2 separate regions of the Homo sapiens genome follow, and region 2 is linked to region 1. The links are chromatin loops, found by intact Hi-C in ENCODE. Cell type or tissue: dorsolateral prefrontal cortex. All regions are shown on one strand. Links, peaks and the distances in the headings refer to the core of each region. The heading gives the core; the rest is flanking DNA.

Region 1 (10,995 bases), core at 2,343-7,342:
GTATTTGTATCAGGCATCTTTCCAAAAGGGTGGTTATCTATTTGCTTTAGATATTGGGCAATCAAGTATGCAGCAAATTTGGCATTCTACTAGGAAAGCCAAGACACCTGGCTTATGGGTCTCAGGGCACTTACTGTTTGAGCTGTGCAATCCAACATGTGATCCACTTCTTGAAAGGAACAGGCCAAGTTTCCTCCCTCCCTACTGAAGGATCCTGTGAGCACAAGGTGGGAAATAGGTACTCCAGCAACACTGAATAGGAAATTGAATAGGAGAAGCTATGCCCACTTGTTAGCAAAGGAACTTCAGCCAGGAACAGGAGAGTGTGGTACTTTCTTGATAAGAAAGTGCTCTGACGCCTGTCAGTTTGAGGAATTTGAACCTGCAGCATTCCAGGATCAAAGAGGGCTCTGCTGTGATGATAGGTTCTTTCCTGTTGACTGCTTCCTTTTATTGCCTGATCTGGCACTAAAACAGATCAAAATGAGCTCAGGCCACTTCCATCACTTGAGAATCTTCATATTTAAAAAAAAAAAGTCAACACATAGAGAAACTATGGGTTATTTAAATGAGTATTATGATTTTTTTTGTTTATTTGTTTTTGTTTTTGTTTTTAAATGGAATCTCTGTTGCCCAGGCTGGAGTGCAGTGGTGCGATCTCGGCTCACTGCAACCTCCATCTCCTGGGTTCAAGCGATTCTCCTGCCTCAGCCTCCTGAGTAGCTGGGATTACAGGCACATGCCACCATGCCCGGCTAATTTTTGTATTTTTAGTAGAGACGGGGTTTTGACATGTTGTCCAGGCTGGTCTCGAATTCCTGACCTCAAGCAATGTGCCTGCTTCAGTCTCCCAAAATGCCGAGATTACAGGCGTGAGCCACCACACCTGGCCAAATGAGTATTGTCTTCGTTCGTTTTGTGTTGCTGTAATAGAATACATGAGGCTGAGTAATTTAGAAAGAAAGAGGTTTATTTAGCTCACAGTTCTGCAGCCTGGGAAGTAGGAGAAGCATGTTACCAGCATCAGCCAGGCTTCTGGGGAGGGCCACTACACTAGGTCAAAACAAGGCAGAGAAGGTCAAAGGGGAAGCAGACACATACAAAGAGAAAAAAAGAAAAAAAAAAGTGAGGGCCTCTTGGCTGTATAACAACCCACTCTCCCAGGGAACTAATCCATTCCCAAAGGAAGTAATCCAATCTCACCAGAGCCAGAACTCACACACTACAGAGAGAAGGGCACCAAGACATTCATAAGGAATTTACTACTGTGATCCAAACACCTCCCACTAGGCCCCATCTCCCAACACTGACACATTGGAAATCAAATTTCGACATGAGTTCTAGTGGGGACAAATTAACCATATTCAAACCATAGCAGGTATGTTTATCAGACTAGCACTGAAACACAGAGACATAAATGTGACTGTAAAATCTCATCTGGAGAGCTCATCAAAAGTTTCAATATGAGACCCATTCATGTGCCCTAAGTCTCTTATTGGCTCAATTCTAGGTATAATAGCTCAACAGATATTTTAAATATTTGTTATCTCCCCTCCCATTCACCCTGCACAGCTCTTTCAAGTCGTAAAGAGCCCCAGGATCTTTCTTTTTTTCTTTCAAGCTGATGCTTCCCCGGCCTGCACACTGAGATGGTGGCACAGGATTCCTAGGATTCTCTCCAGCTTAAGAAGAACATTAGTCTTTCCACTTCTGACCCTGGCAAAGACTTGCGTGTACTGATGGAGGCAGTAAGCTCACACTCCTTTTCCCCTAAGGCTTCCTCCAAAGCTTGAAAACACAACGTGAAATTTCTTAGTAGTCATACATTCAGCCAAAGGGGCTGGCGACGGGTATTTTAATCTCTCCGTCTTAAGTGATGCGTAGGAGGCCATATCTTTGACCATCCTGCTGGATTCAAAACCTACGAGATGCTGCCTGCTGGCCTTGGGTGCTGACTTCCTCCTTCTAGGGAGAAAGAGACCTGGTCAGGGCCAACGGTGGGTACCCAGTGAGCTTAGATTGCCGGTGAGCTGGAGGTTGGTGAGGAGGGTGCTGGCGCCAGAGGGTGACGAGGCGTGAAGAGGGGGATGTAACACGGGGTGAGTTTGGGAGGCACCGCGGGGAGCCCGGACTAGAGTTGCGGGGGGGCGCGGGAGGAGAGCCTGCCTCCGACCTCCGAACGTCCCTGCCCTTTCCTATGCCGCCCCCGCTTCCCTGCCTGGGTTCTACGTTTATGCGGTGCTCCCTGAGCCCTATTTTAAAGCTGCTTTTTAAGAACTTCCTTTCTGCTCGCCTCCCCCAACTCCTGGCAGCGGTGACCGTGAACTCGCAGGACCTTCGCCCCCGCGGAGACCCAGGGAAGAACGCTTTTTTCCTCTCTATTCGCCCTCAACCTGACCCGCTGGGCCACCAGGGCTTGGGGAGAGACCTCAGAGGCCTAGAGCCAGGAGAGGCGAGAAAGGGTTGTGGTTTTTTTGAGTGATTGAGATGGGGGACAGAGAGAGCACTTAAAATTAGGCAACTTTAATTAGGCTCCCAGGAGAATTTCTGGATCCACAGACCAAGAAAACAGCCAAGTGGGAACAGCAGCAAAGAATATAAATAATACATAATCCAGGGCTTTGCGCCGAGTGGGGTTGTTCGCAGGTCAGTGATTCCCACTTTGGGTGCGGGAGACCCCAAGTATCACCTCTGAAACCGTTTTCTAGCTTTCCCTCTGCTCCTTTAGAAAGAAATGTTACAACACATGAAATAGATGCAGAAAAGGCTTTCTGTAAAATTCAACATCCCTTCATGTTAAAAACCCTCAATAATCTAAGTTTTAAAGGAACATACCTCAAAATAATAAAAGCCATGTGTGACAAACCCACAACCAACATCATACTGAATGGGCAAAAGCTGGAAGCATTCCCCTTGAAAACCGGCACGAAACACGGATGCCCTCTCTCACCACACGTATTAACATAGTATTGGAAGTTCTGACCAGGGCAATAAAGCAAGAGAAAGAAATACAGGGCATTCAAATAGGAAGAGAGGAAGTCAAACTCTTCCTGTTTGCAGATGACATGATCCTGTATCGAGAAAACCGCCTCATCTCAGCCCAAAAGCTTAAGAAAGCTGACAAGCTGCCGGGTGGGGCGGCTCACGCCTGTAATCCCAGCACTTTGTGGGGCTGAGGCGGGTGGATCACCTGAGATCAGCAGTTCGAGACCAGCCTGGCCAACATGGTGAAAACCCATATCTATTAAAAATACAAAAAATTAGCCGGGCGGGCGTGGTGGTGGACGCCTGTATTCCCAGCTATTCAGGAGGCTGAGGCAGGAGAATCGCTTGAACCCTGGAGGCGGAGGTTGCAGTGAGTCGAGATGGCACCACTGCCATGGGTGTTGCCTATCCAGCCTGGGCGACAGAGACGCCGTCAAAAAACAAAACAAAACAAACAAACAAACAAAAAACAGCAGGCAAGTAGAGAGCCAAATTAGGAATGAACTCCCATTCACAATTGCTTCAAAGGGAATAAAATACCTAGCAATACAGCTAACAAGGGAAGTGAAGGACCACTTCAAAGAGAACTACAAACCACTGTTCAAGGAAATCAGAAAGGACACAAACAAACGGAAAACAGTCCATGTTCATGGATAGGAAGAATCAACATCATGAAAATAGCCATACTGCCGAAAGGGAGGGAGAGAGACAGAGAGAGAGAGAGAGGAAAGAGGGAAGGAAGGAGAGAAAGAAAGAAAAGAGAGAGAGAGAGAAAGGAAAGAAAGAAAAGAAAAGAAAAGAAAAAAAGAAAAGAAAAGAAAAAGAATGAGCAGCACCAGGGCTCCAGGGAAGCCCGGGACCACCCTTTCTGCGCTGGGGATGCCCTTGGAATGTGACCTCCCTCTGGGGAGCCGTGCTACTGCCATGGGCGTAGGCGTCGGTCTACCCGAGCGTGCAGAGCGGCCTTCTTCCTCAACAAGAAACCCGGCAATTGCCCAACCCAACCTCTCCTTGCTCAAACTGCAGGAGGGAGCGGCCATCGAGTTTCCTTTGAACGCGGTGACAGGCTTACAGGTCTGTGAACGAAAGGGCGCCTAATAAGTGACGTGAACTTCGACCCCATGGCACTCTAAGCAATATTTGTACCCACAGAACCACGATCCAACAGCAAGGAGTTCTTATTCTTCAGTCTTCTCGAATAACTTTCAAATCACCAGTAGGATTTTTAAAGTCTCCGTGTTTTATTGCCTAGGTTAAAGAAAAGATAAAGGTCTTCCAAAGACATTGACGCTAATAATCTTCCATTACCTGCTAGCCCACTTCCCAGGGCGAGTGAGAATTCAGTAATTCCTCCTCTCCTTGAGTTTGCTTAGATCCCTAAGGATGAATGAAAATGCTATCCGGAACCCTGCTTCCGCGAAGAAAATTCAGAATTTTGCACTTGTACGCTGGGGCAAAATGCTGACAGAATGAAGAAGGTAATTGCAAACTCCTATAACGTGTGTGGTAGTGTGGCCGAGCGGTCTAAGGCGCTGGATTTAGGCTCCAGTCTCTTCGGGGGCGTGGGTTCGAATCCCACCACTGCCAGTGGTACGTTTTAGCACAACAAGGATCCTGAAGTACTAACACTTTCTAACTAGTAAAATAATTAAATCTTCCTTTCCCAGGATTCTCCCGGATTACACAGCATCAGTTCCTCTGAATTCTGCATTCGTAATTAAAATCCTGATTTCCAATTGGCATTTCTTTCGGTTAGGCAGGGAGGCCTTCTCGCTCGCGGTCTCCTACTTTATCCGTTGTACTGACTCTCTGGACCCCAGTTTTTGCACTGCACCATTTGGGTTCCCGCAATCAGGAAAGCTCAGTTCTCATCTAAAATACACGCTCACATTGAATCATTGTCATTACCTAGTTTAAGCATAAGGTGGTCAGGAAGTTTTTGCAGAAACTTTCCCATTGGTCCCATCAGCCCGCGGCCGGCACTGCTTTAGGAGTTGCAGCTCTGTGCTCGCGAAATATCCTGCCTAGACCCTGTTTTGGTTCTAATCACGTTACTTTTGTAATTGAACATGATGGATGGATGCATGGACAGATGGACGGACGGATGGATGCAGAAAGCAAAAACTCAGCGGCCGGGCGCAGTGGCTCACGCCTGTAATCCCAGCACTTTGGGAGGCCGAGGCGGGCGGATCAAGAGGTCAGGAGATCGAGACCATTCTGACCAACATGGTGAAACCCCGTCCTTAGTAAAAAAAAAAAATACCAAAGCCGGGGGTGGTGGCGCGGACGGACCTGTACTCCCAGCTACTCGGGAGGCTGAGGCAGGGGAATCGCTTGAACCCGGGAGGCGGAGGTTGCAGTGAGCCAAGATCGCGCCACTGCACCCTAGTCCTGGCGACAGAGTAAGACTCCGTCTAAAAAATAAACTCAGCAAGGTTCATGTTCTCATTCAGGCATCGTTACCTCATGGGGAATGGGGAGAAGACAAGTAAACAGTTATTTTGAGTTGGTGATTCAAAAACACTTCAAAGCGGATTCTTGACTAACTCCATTCATTGGGCCCAGGGGGCGTCTGTAAACGTGGGTTTAGTCACCCTCCTGCCCCTTCCCAGTGAATCAGGTCACGGTGGTGGCGACTGTTCAGGTTTCTGAACTACCCAGCTACAATATTCGCGTAGAAACTAACCCACTGTGGAAAATCAGAGGGGGTACACTCAGGGCCTATTTAGTGGTATCGTCTCAGAATGGTTGTCCTACTGCGTTTTTCAGCCACTACAGCCCGTCACCTACAGAAGTGCTCATGGATTTGGCCGGACAGTTTCCTCGGGGAGAGATTTCACTGCCGTGACATGAGGAATGAAAGAAAGAAACTGAGCAGAGAACTGCGACTCTGTGCAAGAACCAAGTGTCATGCCACCCAGGCTGGAGTGCAGTGGTGCGATCACTACTCATTGCAGCCTCCATCTCCCGGGCTCAAGCGATCCTCCCGCCTGTCTCCCAAGGAGCTGGGATCACACTTCTGCACTATCACGCCCACGCCCGGCTGTTTGCTTGTTTGTTTGTTTGTTTGTTTGTTTTGGTAGAGCCGAAGGGTTGGGAGGGAGTGGGGAGGGGCGGGGGAGCTGATAATGGTCTGTCTATGTCGCCCAGGGTGATCTGGAACTCCTGGGCACCCAGCCTCATGCCACTTTTTGACTCTGCCCTCCTTTTTATATCTTCCTCCCTCCTCATTCAAAATCCTCTTTCGGGCACTCCCATAACATCTTCCATTTCACTTTGATGACTCCTCCAGACCAGTCCCCTTCCTTTTCACATACCTATCACCAAGAAATATCTTGGGCCCGCAAGATCTTCACAAAAGAAGCCTTTTGTTTTGTTTCTCTCGGAAATCGAGAGACAAGGCATGTTTTGCTCCCAGTGCCTAGTTGGGGGAAAATATCTCTATATCTGTGGATAAATTGGACCTTCCTGGCACTTTTATAAAATTCCCTGTTTGCATAATTTCCATATCATTGTTCTTCCTTTTTCCACAAGGCAATTGTTCTGTCTTCCAATTCTGTTTTATGAAAATAAATCAAATTTAAAAGTTGTTGGAACCCCCCCACCCACCCACCGCCACAATGCTCTAAGCCTTCAGAGAGATGTGAATGCCGTCTGAGTCACATATGGTTACAACTTCTGTTCTCAGATCATAGATTAATGTACTTTCTTATTTTTCTTGTTCTGTGTGTACCAGAGAGAATTAAACGACATCAAGAACAAAAACCTACAGTCTTCTTAATTAATGACCCTCGTTACAGATGAATTTCCCTTGTCTTGTCCTGCTTTGTTTGCTTAGACCAGATAACAGAAAACCCATGATTATTATGCCCTCTGCAAAAAATGTTAAATGCACCCTTGCCAAAAAGAAACACTGCCTGTAACCAATCAAATGGCTGTAACTATGTGCCAACCTTGTATGAACTGTGTATGAATAATGAATAATGTTGTAATCCTGCTAAAAACTCCTCTGTCTCTGCCTATACAAATGAAACCTCAACTTTCCTACTTCGGAATGCTGACCCTATTCCTTTGGAGCTGGTTTTTCCATGTGGCTCATCCTCACAGTTTTGGCTTGAGTAAACTCTCTTTAAATTAGTCTTACCCTTTTGATTATTTCAGGCTGACGGTTTGTTTTCCCTTCTTCCTGAAACGTAATTCTGTGCATTATCTTGAGACTGGGTTAATTTTTGTTTTTCTGTTCATCTCCCTCTAGTGACTCCCAGAAACCTGATCTACCTAGCTCGATGTTTTCAGCTGCATAGAGGCCATCATTTCCATTGAAACAAAATGAACTGAAACTTCCTCCATTCTTTCTCCCACTCCTCCTCCCCAGTCAGGCCAGGATTTTCCACATTCCAGCATTCTCTACATCCACCAAGGACACTAGCATTCCCCAGACTCTCAACAGCACCACCTCGGAACGTTTTTGTTTATATTGTTTTGCTCTTTTCACTGTCCCTTAGTTTTCAGTTAATTCCCTCTCCTGTTGATGGAAGGATGCCGACTTGTTTCTATCTCCCCTCACTCATGCCACTCACCATCCCTGCCTTTTTTCTGCCTGCATCACTTCTGCACCACCAAAATGATCCTGAACCTCTATCCTTCCTTCTGTCCCCTCCTCTTGTTCCTCTTGACAGTACCAGCCGCTCCTCCAGCTCTACTCTACCACCCCTGCCACATCACCTACCCCTACTCCTCTCCGGCACTCTGACTGGCATTTCCCCCAACACATCTGTCTCCACACACACATATCGGAAAGCTCCCTTAACTCACTTAAGCATGCGTCAATATTTCTGTCAAATTCTAGCTCAAAATTCAACTTCAGGAAGCTCTCTTCAGTTAGTTTCTCCTCACCATTCTGATCACTCCTTTTCATTGTCTTAAATGTGGTCCTATATCGTTTTGTAAACGTTTATGGCAGTATCAATATATCAACACAGCATTATCTATTCTGTTACTTCAACTAAACTGTGAATTACTTAAGTCACCAAGTTTTTTAAAAAGTTAATAGATTTTACATCCAAGAGCAGTTTTAAGTTTACAGCAAAATTGGGTGGAAAGTACAGAGAGTTCCTACATTCTGCTCTCTGTCCCCACAGCCTCCCTCATCAAGGACATCCTGCACCAGTATGGTACATTTGTTACAACTAACATTGATACACCATTATTAAACAAAGTCTGTAGTTTAAATCAAGATTCACTCTTGGTACTGTACATTCTATGAGTTTGAACAAATGCATCATAATCATGACATATATACACTATTGTAACACCATACAAAGTAGTTTCACTGCCCTAAAAGTCTTCTGTGGTCCACATGTTCATCCCTCTCACCTAACTCCTGGAAACCGCTGATGCTTTTACTGTCTACATTGTTTTGCCTTTTCCAGAATGTCATATAGTTGAAATCATACAGTATATGGGCATTTCAGATTGGCTTCTTTTACTTAGTAATATGCCTTTAAATTTAATTCCATGTCTTTTTATGTCTTGATAACATATCTTCTAAGGGCTGATTAATATTCCATTGTCTGGATATAGCACAGTTTGTCTATTCCCCTGTTAAAGGATATATTTGTTGCTTCCAAGTTTTGGCAATTATACATAAAGCTGCTATAAACATTAACGTGAAGGGTACTGTGTGGACATATGTTCAACTCATTTGGGTAAGTACCTATGAGTGTGATTGCTTATTGTATGAGAAACATGTATTTGGTTTTGTAAGAAACCGCAAAAATTGTCTACCATAATGGCACTGGGTATTTTTAAACTTTATTTTATAAAGTAAAAAACTGTTTTTTTATGTAATGTATACAAGTGGCACATTTTGAAAAATACATAAAAGTATAAAGAATATCAATCACCCACAGATAAACAGATTTTGGCATATATCCTTTTTCATTTTCGAATAATAAATTTCTAAAAGTAGAAATAGAATGCTTGATAAAATACAATGTCTTTTTAGAGTTCTTGATTTATAATGCCCAACTGTCCTCCAGAAAGCCATGACATTCTACAAGAATGTTCTTATCAGTATTAGATATTAATAAATAGTTTCCAATTTGATTTCTTATTAAGGAAGGAACATTTTCCATATGCATACTTGACCTTTTGCTTATTCTCGGTATCGTTTGTTTAGATCCTTTTGAGGGGCAGGCCTTTCTAAAGTATTTCTCCTTGAACCCTGAATTGTCCAGTATGAATTATTCACGGAAATGAAAAAGTGTAGGGTTTGGGGGTGAAGTTGAGGGATGTTATCCATTATCCACTCAACGTTAACTAGTCTTACAGATTAGGAGATGGATTCAAATCTAAAAAGAACGTCTTTAATTAACACCTTGTGAGTAAACAGAATCACATCTACTGCAGAATCACACCTGCTGCAGAATCACAGAGGACGCATTAAATGTTCTTTTGTTGCCTGAAAATATAATTCAAATTACTGCTTCACAGTCTTTGGATTAGGAGGATACATTAATAAAACCTTTCGTTGGCTGAGTAGACTGAAGCATGAAAACACAGAGAGAATCGAACCGGCCACCTTAAGGATGGCCGTAGTTGGAAATTCTTAGAGTCCTCCGCTCTACCAGGTGAGCTATCGGAAAGTGTCTGTGACATTCGTTAGCGTAGATTTTTGTGCATTGAGTAGCGGCTGGTGAGACTCCTGACTTCTTTGCATTTGGGCTCAGATTACTGTTCAAGAAGTTCCAGAGAGCCAGGTCTATAGTTAACTGAGTCCCGGGAGCAGCCTTGAGGCAGTAGGAAGTGAGATCTGAGTCGGAGGTAGTGAGAATGGAAACAGAGCAGAAGCCACCGGCTTGGGGTGAATCTGCATAGCTTCTGAACTAGGCTGCCCTCAGAGTAATCTGCGAGCCAGTTTTCGCCCCAGGAGCGCAGGAAGGGACCACCAGGCAGGCTACAAGTGGAGAAGTGCGCAGGACTCCGGGAGTCATGGCTATCAGCAGATTAGATTAGATCTGTTCCCCACAAACACAGAGGTATGGACCAAGTGTAACATTTTTCTCCCAGAGACGTGAACAGTCTAGTTTCTTCCTCGCTTACTGCAGCGTACAAACACCTATTTTCCCAGTATCGTTCATAGGATCCCGACGCTGTACTTTTTCGTCTCAAATCCAGGATCTGGCTTTCATGGAAAGATCATAAAATGCTTCCTTTCTTCACTAGTTTGTTTCAGCGTTGAAAAGGCTAAAAAGCTCCTGCTCTTTTGCTTGGGAAAAGTATTCCTACAGCCGAGGCCCCAGCGAGATTTGAACTCGCGACCCCTGGTTTACAAGACCAGTGCTCTAACCCCTGAGCTATGGAGCCGCCACAGAGAGCAAACATTTAACAATCAATCTATTATGCAGCTAAAATCCTAGGTAAATAGTGTTTAAGTCTAAATAAAGTTTAAGAAATAAATTAAAAGGAATTTTTGAAGGACGTGCCTCTTACGTATAAGAAAGAAACATTTTCTTGACCAGGCTCGGACTGGAATGCAAGTCACTGTAAGGGTAAAATGGGGAATAACAAAATTATTTAATAAAAAGTGATGATTATTTATTCCAACTTTTAAGTTCTGGATTATTTGCTTCTTTGGAGACAGTTGAATTATTGTCTTTTGAAAGTGGCTCTGTTTTTATTACAAAAATTAAAAGTATGTGTTTCGATAGACAAATGACTTACGTTCTTTAAAAGAGATGAGTTTTCAGCTTGCTTGCTCATCAAAAACGAACAAACAAACCATAAAAGACATTTAATATATATTGTTATCTTAAAAACGCATGCTCCACGATACATGCTCCCCAGCTTCAGGCTTGACAAGTCCCAAGTGCCGAGCAACATCAGGGTCAGGGTGCGTTTCATTACAGAAGAGAATGCAGTAGTGATCAGAGAGGTTCCCCCCAACCCGCTTGGATTCTTAGTCCAACTCTCTTAGTCTGAGATTGGGGTTGTTTTTAAAAGGGAGGC
Region 2 (10,995 bases), core at 2,105-7,104, 460 kb after region 1:
TACACTCTGCAGGCAACCTCACCAGAGATCAAACTCAAGTGGACAAGTTCTATTGCCCAGCTGCTGTGGAGACAGGCAGCCCACAACAAGGGTACTGGGCAGAGCTGAGGAAGGGGGTGCTTGGAGTCAGGGTTATAGCAGGAAGTTTTCTGGAGAGTGTGCGAACTGCTTGGGAAAACAGTTTATAGGATGAAGAAAGAATGGCTTATAATAAGATTCAAGATTTGGCTTGAGAGATTACTGAAGTAGAAATGAGCCTAAGATATACCAAAAAGAAAGAGAAAGCTGGCAAATTTCCGGGAAGCAAGAGCAAGTAGGGGCCAGGTGCAGTGGCTCATGCCTGTAATCCCAGCGCATTTTGGGAGGCCAAAGTGGGAGGATTGTTTGAGGCCAGGTGTTCAAGACCAGCCTGGGCACATAGTGAGACCCCGTTTCCACAAAAAATTTTAAAATTAACTGGGCATGGTAGTACGCACCTATAGTCCTAGCTATTTGAGGGGTGAGGTAGGAGGATCGCTTGAGCCCAAACGTTCAAGGCTACAGTGAGCTATGGTGGTGCCACTGTACTTGAGCCTGAGTGACAGAGCAAGACTCTGTCTTTAAAGGATTTTTTTTTTTCAAATTTTTTAATAAAGCAAATGGCTGGGAAAAAAGGTGAGAAACTGCTCGCTTGGATTTAAGAACTGCTGCTACTTGCTGTGTGACCTGGACTAGTTTTTTGTTTGTTAGTTTTATTTTTATTTTTGTTTTTTTGCTGGGCTTTACCTTGGTTTTAATTTTCTGAACTTCATTCTGCTCATCTGAAAAATGAAATACTAATGTCTTCATCTTAGTGTAATAGGGATGATTAGGTAAGGTCAAATATATGGAAGCATCTTGTAAACTGTAAAGGTATGTAAAAATGTGAGGGTTTGTTTTTTGTGTGTGTATGTGCTCTTAATGCCCAAGATGCAGAGTAGAAATTAGGCAGCTGGGATGCCAAACAGCCAGGATGCAACATATTGGAGAGAAGAGCCAGATATCTGAGGAGGAAGTCACACCATCATTGCCATCCATGTTGTGATAGTCAACAGAAGGAGTAAAAAGAGACATCAGAGGAATGAAAGGGAGGAATGAGGATTGGGAAGGAACGAAAAAAAAAAAAAAAGAAAAAAATCAACCATGACATGCTAGGGCTAGAGAGAAGGGCAGGAAGAAGTTGGTAACAAGTGTCCCTATTCCCCAGAGCTCCGAGTGCAGCAGATGGTGTCCATGGGCATTGGGAATAAACCCTTCCTGGACATCAAAGCCCTTGGGGAGCGGACGCTGAGTGCCCTGCTCACTGGAAGAGGTGAGGGCCAGGGTGCTGGGGGGTGGCCCCCAGGAGTGAAGACCTTGACAATGAGGATACAAAGGGGAGGTATGGTGGAAAGTCAGGAAAGGCATCTCGTCCCCAAATCAGTGGGACTGGCTGGGAGGCCCTCTGTGAGACTGAGGGTCATTCCAGGGAGCCAAGAGGGCTTTCCCACACCAGCACCCCACCCCCCACTCCCCACTCTCTGCAGCCGCCCGCACCCGGGCCTCCGTGGCCGTGTCATCCTTTGAGCATGCCGGCCCCTCCCTTCCCGGCCTTTCGCCGGGAGCCTGCTCCCTGCCTGCCCGCGTCGAGGAGGAGGCCTGGGATCTGGACGTCAAGCAAATTTCCCTGGGTGAGGCACCTCTCAAGGGGTGGCTCCCAACAGCTCGGTCATGGTGGTGATGTTCAGGCTGCTTGCTGCTGAGCAATTCCTTTTTCTAGCCAAGAAGCCCAGTTGCCATGACAACTATGTACAGCTTCCCCACCGCTAAAAGAGCCTTCCATCTGGTTGCTAGGGTGATGCTTACAACAGCCTGTTGCTAAGAAGCACTTCCTCTGTACCTCTCTCTCTAGCTCTTCTTGGGTTTCTATGGAAACTGCCTCAGCTTCCTGTTGTACCCTCCTGGTTCACCACGGCAATCCTTATAGTTTCCTGTCGCTTCTTCCCTGGTTGCTCTAATGATGCTGCTGACAATTTCCTGCCTCTTGGTAGGGGGTTCCCTTGCAACTGGATCGCTATGGTGACTCACAGCTTCCTGTTGCTATGGAGCTTTTTCTTCCCTGATGGAGCAGCTTGGTTGCTTAAGGTAATCTGGAGGGATTCTGTACTCTGCTCTCACCCTAGCTTCCCCTTCAGCCCCAGAAACACTTGACTCTTCTGGAGATGTGTCCCCAGGACCAAGAAACAGCCCCAGCCTGCAACCCCCCCACCCTGGGAGCAGCACTCCCACCCTGGCCAGTCGAGGGATCTTAGGGCTATCCCGACAGGTAAGTTCCTACAACGAGGCTGGGAACAATGTGATCTCTTTGGCTGCTTTCTGGATGGGCTTTTCTGATCATTCAACCCCAGGGGGGTTGGGGGAAAACTGTGAACTTGTGCTCCCAGCTGAGGCTACAGTCTGGATTTATTATCTTGTCTACCTTTCTCCTCTCCCCGGGACCTGGCTAAGAGGCATCAAGGTCATAGGTTAAAAGGAATCTTAAATAAGGAGTATAGTGCTGGGGTGGATGGAAAGGGGAGAATGCCAATGGCCTGGCTTGGACTTGGGTTAAAATGGCAAAACTCAGGCCAGGTAAGGTGGCTCATACCTGTAATCCCAGACTTTCAGAGGCTGAGGTGGGAGGATCACTTGAGCCCAGGAATTCAAGACCAGCCTGGGCAACATAGTGAGACTCCATCTCTACAAAAAAAAAAAAATTAAATTAGCCGGACTTTTGAGGGGTGCGCACCTATAGTCCCAGCTACTCGAGAGGCTGAAGCAGGAGGATCTCTTGAGCCCAGGAGGTTGAGACTTCAGTGAGCCATGTTTGTGCCACTGCACTCCAACCTGGGCAACAGTGAGCACCTGTCTCTAAAAAAATAAAAGTAAATAGCAAAATTCAAGGATTTTGGGTAGGAAAGAGAGGTGAATTGACAGGCTTGTGGGGAGGAATGGAGGAAAAGAGAGAGAAAGACAAGAAATATGTCCCTAAATTCACTGTAGCTTCTCTCCCCCCAGAGTCATGCTCGAGCCCTGAGTGACCCCACCACGCCTCTGTGACCTGGGTGAGTCAGCATCCCCAATTTCTACCACATCCAGCACTCCTACCATCTTGCATGTACCTTCCTTCCTGTCCCCGGCTACTTGGGAGTCAGCTTCTTCCCTCTCCCAACTCATCTCCCTCTTCTCTCCTGGCTTCTAGAGAAGATCCAGAACTTGCGTGCAGCTTCTCCTCTCAGCACACTTTGGGCTGGGATGGCAGTGGGGCATAATGGAGCCCTGGGCGATCGCTGAATTTCTTCCCTCTGCTTCCTGGACACAGAGGAGGTCTAACGACCAGAGTATTGCCCTGCCACCACTATCTCTAGTCTCCCTAGCTTGGTGCCTTCTCCTGCAGGAGTCAGAGCAGCCACATTGCTTGCCTTCATACCCTGGAGGTGGGGAAGTTATCCCTCTTCCGGTGCTTTCCCATCCTGGGCCACTGTATCCAGGACATCACTCCCATGCCAGCCCTCCCTGGCAGCCCATGTTCTCCTCTTTTCTCACCCCCTGACTTTCCCTGAGAAGAATCATCTCTGCCAGGTCAACTGGAGTCCCTGGTGACTCCATTCTGAGGTGTCACAAGCAATGAAGCTATGCAAACAATAGGAGGGTGTGACAGGGGAACCGTAGACTTTATATATGTAATTACTGTTATTATAATACTATTGTTATATTAAATGTATTTACTCACACTTTGCCTCTAAGGAGCTAGAGTAGTCCTCTGGATTAAGGTGATAAATAACTTGAGCACTTTCCCTCAACCAGCCCTTAACTAGAACACAGAAAATAAAACCAAGACTGGAAGGTCCCCTCTACCCCTCCCAGGCCCAGAGCTAGCTGACTGTGTATGAGCCTGGGAGAATGTGTCTCCTCCACAGTGGCTCCCAGAGGTTCCACACACTCTCTGAAGCTCCTTCTCCCACACTGCACCTACTCCTTGAGGCTGAACTGGTCACAGACAAACTGGGATCCAGCACAGTCCAGCAGTTCTCAAAATGAGGTCCTCAGGCCACAGTGCGTGAGAACTTGCTTGGCTGTTTGTTAAATGCTAATTCTTGGGCCCCATCAGAGCTACTGCATCGAAACCTGGGGGTAAAACCCAATATTCTGCATTTCTTATCAAACTCTTTGGGTGATAACTAAGTGTCTGAAGAGGTGACTATTTCCTGACAGAAGGACCCAAAGAGGGAAGCAGGACATAGGTAGGCAGACAGACACAGGGCCCTGTGCCTCAAGACACCTGTTTATTGGGGACACGACTCTGCAATAGGGATGACAGGAATCGTACCAAAAATAGCGACGTCTACAGGGCCCCTGATGGGGCTAGAAGGGTACAGTGCCCCCCACCCTCACCCCTTGTACAAAAATAAACTCTCACGCCTATGGACCAGCAAAGACTGGCAGAGTGGCTCCTCAACAGGGACACAAACCTTCTCTGCCAGCCCAGGGACCCCGTTCTTTGACCCTCACCTCTGCCACTTCTAAGGCACTGTGACTCCCTTGGGCTGGGTGGGTACCGCCAGCCCACCCTCCTACGCCCGCCGCGCCTTCCACCTCTGGTCCGCCTGGGGCTGGGATATGGGTCCCACGCTGCCCCCTGCTGGCTTCTCTACCCAACTACCTCTAGCGCTCCCCCGCTCCGGCGGGGTAAGCTCACTAAGCTAATCGCCCCTGAGGGCCCACTACCGTTCTTGCCCCCCCAGCCCTGCCTCTCCGGGTCTGGACAGCCCGGAGCCCTCCTCCCCTTCCTGCGAAGGACTGGGAGGGGTCTCTCCTGATGGTACTCGGGCATAGGGCGGGGACGCGTCAGCCTGGGGTGGCCGGCGGCCCCTAGCCCGGCGGCTGTGGTGCACTTGAAGGTGCAAGGCCATGAGCTCTGGGGCTCCAGTGGCGAACGGGCAGAAGAGGCAGCGGTGGAGGGCACCCCCAGGCCCGGCCTCGCCTCCCGGCCCTGCCCGCAAGGACAGGTCCAGGGGTTCGGCCTCACCGCCTCGCCCGTTGCGCAGGGTCCTCCCAGGGCTGGCGGGCTTCCGACGGGACCCCGGCCCAGCACCGCTAGAAGGAGGCCGGGGACTTGAGGCGCCCTCCACCCAGGTCGCAGGCTGCGGAGACGGCTTGGCTCCAGATTGCGGGGCCGAACCCCGCTGGGAAGGAGGCGGTGGCTCCGGGGGTGGCCCGGGGCCGGCCCCGCTCCTCTGCTCCCGGTGGTGGCGCTGTAGGTGATACTTGAGCGAGCCGGACTGGGTGCCCGCGTAGTCGCAGTGCGGACACTTGTAGGGCCGCTCGCCTGGGGAGAGTGGGTGCGATAGGGTCACGGGGTCACGATGACTGCACGCACCCACCCGAATTTCGCCCAATTTACAGACCTCATTCTCAGAACCAAGAAAGGGCACTGCGTCTCCCACCCACTTTGATTTAATAAAGGAGCGTTTCCCAAGTGATCTCATCCAGCCAAACTGAAGGCTTCGGAACAAACTTCACCTCCTAGTGTTTCGGTAGCCCTCACCTTTCTGCCCGCCCCCAGTCCCCTCTCCACGCCGGAGGCTGCCTCCCTCACCTGTGTGCACTCGCAGATGCACTTTGAGGTGATGTGCTGAGCGGAAAGATTTTCCGCAGAAAGGACAATCCTTGCCGGTGGCGCCCCGGCCCCCTTCAGGCCGGGTCCCTCCAACCAACAGCCCATTCTCTTCTGCAACACATACGTTAAGAGGAAGTCAGGGGGGCCCACACCCTGTCCAGGTGCCGCGCACCCACCCCACACCCATCCCATAGGGCTGCTTCCCCTCGGGGTCCAGGAGGAAACAAAGTCTGAGGGGTTAGATTTGTTGTGACTAAAGAGTTAAGTGTTCTCAAATGATGGCAAAGCCTCCAGGAAAACAAAACAAAACAAAACAAAAAAACTCAGGAGAAATTAAACGTAAGTTCTTTTAACAAGGAAGCTACGAGGGAGTGGCGGCGTAAGAGTCAGAGGAGGACGCGGCGTACCCGGAGAGCGGAGGGTACCTACATACCCTGCGTGGCGGTCGATCTTGCCTGGGCCCCAGCAGCAGAGGCAGAGTGCCCCGGTCCCTCACCCGGGCGCGGGTGCAGGGAAGCCAGAGAGCCCAGCGACCTGCCCCGGGCCCAGGTTTCCTCCTCGGCCTCCACCACCTCCTCTTCTTCCTCAGGCTCCTCCGCACGGTGCCGGCGAGCCCGGGCCGGGAGAGCAGAGGACAGCGGGCGGAAGCCTCCGAAGCTGCGGCCGGGACCGGGCTCAGCACCCTCGCCGTTGGGCCGGCCCTCGCCAGCTCGCAGGCTCAGGTAGCCCAAGAGGCTCGGGGGCTCACGGCGCTCGGCCGGGGTGGGAGCCGGGGCCAAGAGGAGCGCTGGGCCCAACGGCTCATAGGCCAGCAGGCCGAGGTCAGGAGGCTGGGGGGCGCGGGCAGGCCCGGAGGCAGGCCCCGGGGCACGCAGTGGGCCCAGCTTGCTGGCGTGCACCTTCATGTGGTTCTTAAGGAACCAGGGCTCCTTGAAGCAGCGGCCGCACACCGGACACGCATGATCGAAGGAGGCCTTGTGCTTACGCATGTGGCCCTTGAGAAACCAAGACTGTGTAAAGCTCTGGCCGCACACTTGGCAGCGGAACTCCGGAGGCGCTGGGGGCTCCTCGGGAGCGGCAGGAGCTGGGGTCGGGGTTGCCTCACGTTCGGGCTCCGGCTCCGGCTCCGGCTGGGGGACTGATCTGGGTTCGGGCTGGGGTGGAGGCTGAGGCTGAGGCTGAGGCGGAGGCGCAGCGGAGGTGGCCGCCAGGGGACGCTCGGGAGCCCCGTGGGCCGTCAGGCTGTGGTGCAGCAGCTCCTCCTCCTGGCTGGAGCCGAAACTGCACAGGCCGCACTTCCAGGGCCTATGCAGGATGTGCAGGTGGCGTTCGCGCTCCGCCGAGGTGCGAAACTTGCCTTTGCAGTAGGGGCAACGGAAGGCGGACGATGAAGGAGCCTGGGGCCGCGCCAGACCCTCAGTGGCAGGGGTGGCCTGCATGCCCCCTGAGCTTCGGGCTCTCCCCAGTCGGGCCTCGCGTAGTAGCGCGCGCTCTTCCAACTCCAGCAACAGGCGTGCAGCAGGACTACGTGGGCGCTCGGGCTGGTGTGTGCGCAGGTGCGAGCGCAGCAGAGCCCGCTGCGCCGCGCGGTGGCCGCAGTGAGGGCACTGGAAGGCCTGGGCTCCTGGGTGCGCCCGCAGGTGCAAAGCAAGGATAGAGTTGAAGCGGAAGCGCTTCCCGCATACAGGGCAGGGGAAGCGCCGTTCGCCTGCACGACTCTCAGACCAGCTCACCGCTCCCATCCCGAGCGACCCTGCGCTCACGGCTGGCCCGTTGGAGTATCGCTGCAGATCCAGCTCGCCGTCGAAAGCCGGCGGCGACGGCGCTAAGTGGCCGCTCGGGGCGCGGGGACGTGAGCCCTGTGGAGAAAGATCTGCGTAGAGCAAAGGGTGAAGGTAGAGCTGTAAAGGAAGCAAGGGCGTCGCCTCGAGGGCCAGAAGGACAACACGAGGGAAGGTGGGCTGGGGCCTGAACTAGGAACACAGGGTGCTACTCACCTCGGGAAGATGGGGTGGGGGGAGGTGTATGGGAATCGAGATGTCAGGGCCAAGGAGTTAACTTCTAATAATGGGAGGTCAAAGAGAGAGAGAGGTAGGCAGGAGAGGGAGTATACAGTTGTAGGTACTTGTAGGTTGAAGCCAGAGCTTCACTCACCTCCATGGACCCCCTTCACATTCTTTGGTTCTGGGAAGTGCAGGGAAGAGGAGGAAAAGCTGCTAATGAAGGCAACAGGTGCTGTGGAGCTAAAGCAAGAGACAGATTTGGAGGAAAAGATGAGCCCTAGTTTTCAGCAGTAAAGTCACTCCCTACCCCCAGACTCTCAGCATTCTGTATTCCCAAAACCAATCCATTCTCCCTACTTGCTTCTTGAGGCACGAAGGGGCTGCTATACTCAAAAACTGTACCTCTTGACTTGCCAAGCCTACAAGCCTCCCAGATAATCCAGATTTCTTCCCCAAATTCTATATTTTAAATGCATGGTCCAGAACAACCACAGCTACCACCCCACCCCCTGGCGGTGGGGAAGACCATCACAATATGCCCCTCTCCCATGTAGGTTGGGCTATGCAGTGTGGTGAGCAAATGAGGTGGGCTTGCCATGCTCCCCATTTATCCAAGTGGGACCAGTTGCTCTGAGATCCCTAACTGAGCAGCCAGCCAAACATCCTTCCAGGTTCCACAGTGCTTCCTTCTGCCCTTACCCTGTCTTTCTGTCTTTCCCCCCTCATTCTCCCTCCCTCCGCCTGGATTCCTGATCCATTCATTTCCATTCATTACAGAGACTCATTCATGCATGGGAGAGAAACACCTCCCAGCAGCAGAGTCTGAAGACAGACAGAGGGGGAGGGGCATGAAGGGGGAGGGAGCCAGAGGGAGAGGGAATGAAGAGAGAGTTGGGGGAGGAGTGGAAGTTAAGGGGCACAGCTAGCCTGGGGAAGGGGCTAAAAACTGCAAATACCGTATAGGATTCATCCCCTTGTTTCAAACCTTGGAGCCTGCAGTATGATGGGGCATCTGAGCCCCTTTGTCCAGGGCTGTTCCGAGGCAGGCTTTCCTCCTCTCTGCAGGGGAGAGGCTCCCTCACACAAGAGGAGGATTACACTGGCTCTGAGCTCAAGAGGCTGGAGTGAGGGACGGGGGGCGGGGCTGGGCCATCTGCACAGATAGGGACTCAGCACATGCTCTGAGCAGGAAAGGGTTAAAATTCTCCAGGCTAAAATTCCCTAGGCCTGGGACTTGCAGAGCTCCAGTGCTGGGGAAGGAGAAGATCATTGAGAGGAAGAGGATAGGGGTTGGGGGGGGGGGCGGGTGCTGATCCTAAGCTGCAGAGGAGTTTAGCATGAGGACTTAGAAGAAACCCCAGAATCAAGATTCATGGAAACAGACCTGGGAGGATGACCAGAAGTCATCTAGTCTACCTTTCTGCCTCATATAGAATAGTATCTGGTCAAGGCTAAATGAATGTGGGTCTAACCTTTTTTTTTTTTTTTTTTTGTCTAAGAAAGGATATTTGAGATATAAAGAACTTCCTTACAATAGGCATCACAAAACTGAAATGGGTTACTGAGAAAGAAAAAGATGCAAGCATTACTTTGCCTAAGGATCTTTAATAGAAAAGAACTGTGCCAGGAGTCAACCTGCCTGTCAGCAGAGAGAAAAGGCTCTGGAGGTCCAAGGCTTCTTTAATTTTTGACATTTAGTGGATGTGGTAAAACTCCATGAAGGGGCAGGTACCTGTTACATGTGGAATCTGGGCTATAGGATTATTATTAGCAGATGATTAATTAACAAAGTGTCCTTGTCCAAGGGTCACTAGACGACCTCCACTACCACTTAATATGTGTATTTCTGTAGCTTCAAATTAGGGCACCCACTCTCATCCTCTGGATCCTTTCCTGGGACTAAGAGCCTAGCCAGGCTTACTGAATAGTGTCACAAAAGGTGAATTAGAATAGGACTGAAGGGTACAAGGCTATTGTAGGCCTAGTCTGAACATTGATAACCCTACAACCTTTACTAAATCACTTAACCTCCCAGTTTACTCATCAGTAAAATAAGGGGATTGGACTAATTTATAGTGTTAGTCCCTTCCTGCTCGAAAAAAGTTTGTGATTCTAAGTCACAGGACTCTTTTGGACCCCAGAGAGATGTTAAAACAAATGGTCATCCCTTCAGTACCATGGAGAGTGCAGTGGGCTACCACAGAAGCCACTTGGGCCACCTCAGTACCATAGATAGAGCTATGAGGTGCTAGAGGGGCTGTTTGCCATTTTAGCATCGCAGATACAACACAGAAAAGCTAGAGCATTTTTTTTTCGTTCCTATCTGAAAACCATAGAAAAAAACCCAGTGGTACCAGAGGGATTATTTTGGCCTTTTAGATGTCACTGAAAATAGAAAGAGCTAATAGAAAATAGATGTAACTAGAAGAATTTTAATTAGCTATAAGGAGCATCCTGACAGTTACAGTTTGTACATCCTGGAATGAGTTACTGAGGCATCATATTTGGGTCCATCACATTCTGTTGCTCTCCTGGGGATTCCCGGAACATCCTGGTGTACAGCCAATCTGGTATATTCAGAGGAAGCAGATGGTGGAGGCGTGGGGCGGGGGGGCTGGGAATACTGCATGGTCATAGCTGACTAACCTATGGGCACATACTCTCATTCTGAGAAGATTCTAGGGCCCCTAAAACTGTCTGTAGGATAGCAAGCAAAATCTCTTAGGAAGCTGGCCTCATATCTGAGGCAAGAAGAGTCAGAAAAGGGCAAAGCTTCCTATCCCAAAACAAAACAACAATAAACCACTTTGCACATAGCAGTTTCCAGAACAGAAATAGAGTGATATACAAGAAGGCCCAAACTGAAGCTGAATTCCCCAGCACGGAAAGTTTCCCCAGAAGGTGGCCTAAAATCAACAAAACTCACTGAGATACCTTCTTAGGCCCAATGAAGATCTGAATCATCTCCATATCAAACCAGGTTCCAGACACCTGATCCCATGATTTTTTTCTCAGTAGGGGAAAGAACTGACAGGGACTGGGATACTATGAACTGCCTTGGAACCGAGGTCATGCATATATTGCCCCTGGACAATAATCACAGAGTTTTCTATAGTCAGGCCTTAAACACCATCCTCGAGACTTGGCCAGACAGCAGCACTGACCTACTTTCCACCCCCACTGGGAATCAGGGGTTATCTTGCCCTTATTTGGATTCTATAAGGATGCGGGGCCAGGGATAGATATCAGAAACCTTTCAAAAGCAGTAGGCCAATTATCCTTACATGCTGGGGCAGCTGGTAGGGAAGTGGGTGTGGACCACTAAACCTTACTCAG

Evidence for each region. A loop is a pair of places that touch in the nucleus more often than their neighbours do. Peaks named below come from ENCODE experiments on the same cell type or tissue, not always from the same donor. Only the 100,000 strongest peaks of a DNase experiment are listed, where the experiment ranks them.
Region 2: a loop joins it to region 1, with 2.4 times the contacts of the local background. A loop is called at or near these places in 8 of 110 quality-filtered maps.

Annotation. Positions count from the first base shown.
Region 1 is chr14:20,620,880-20,631,874 of GRCh38, forward strand. It overlaps TRL-TAG2-1 (tRNA-Leu (anticodon TAG) 2-1), which reads left to right and starts at 4,491; the gene lies at 4,491-4,572. TRT-TGT4-1 (tRNA-Thr (anticodon TGT) 4-1) reads right to left here and starts at 10,353; the gene lies at 10,281-10,353. RefSeq lists enhancers at 2,399-2,538, 4,288-5,030, 5,031-5,771 and a silencer at 4,521-4,590. In dorsolateral prefrontal cortex, for the core only: no CTCF peak of the experiment used is centred there; a DNase peak (open chromatin) is centred at 4,532; H3K4me3 peaks cover 2,677 bases; H3K27ac peaks cover 432 bases; H3K27me3 peaks cover 5,000 bases.
Region 2 is chr14:21,085,776-21,096,770 of GRCh38, forward strand. ARHGEF40 (Rho guanine nucleotide exchange factor 40) reads left to right here. Exons shown (of 24, transcript NM_018071.5): 19 at 1-91; 20 at 1,226-1,330; 21 at 1,545-1,688; 22 at 2,193-2,323; 23 at 3,055-3,101; 24 at 3,239-4,473. The coding sequence ends at 3,096. ZNF219 (zinc finger protein 219) reads right to left here. Exons shown (of 5, transcript NM_016423.3): 2 at 7,811-7,899; 3 at 6,090-7,515; 4 at 5,636-5,767; 5 at 4,302-5,365. The coding sequence starts at 7,816. The coding sequence ends at 4,761. Among named protein-coding and RNA genes, the nearest start is that of ZNF219, 7.4 kb to the right of the region's middle. RefSeq lists enhancers at 1-73, 1,010-1,554, 1,555-2,097, 4,504-5,349, 5,350-6,194 and 1 more and silencers at 6,799-7,008, 7,155-7,449. In dorsolateral prefrontal cortex, for the core only: CTCF peaks have their summits at 4,704 (motif pointing left) and 6,913 (motif pointing right); a DNase peak (open chromatin) is centred at 6,916; H3K4me3 peaks cover 865 bases; H3K27ac peaks cover 1,484 bases.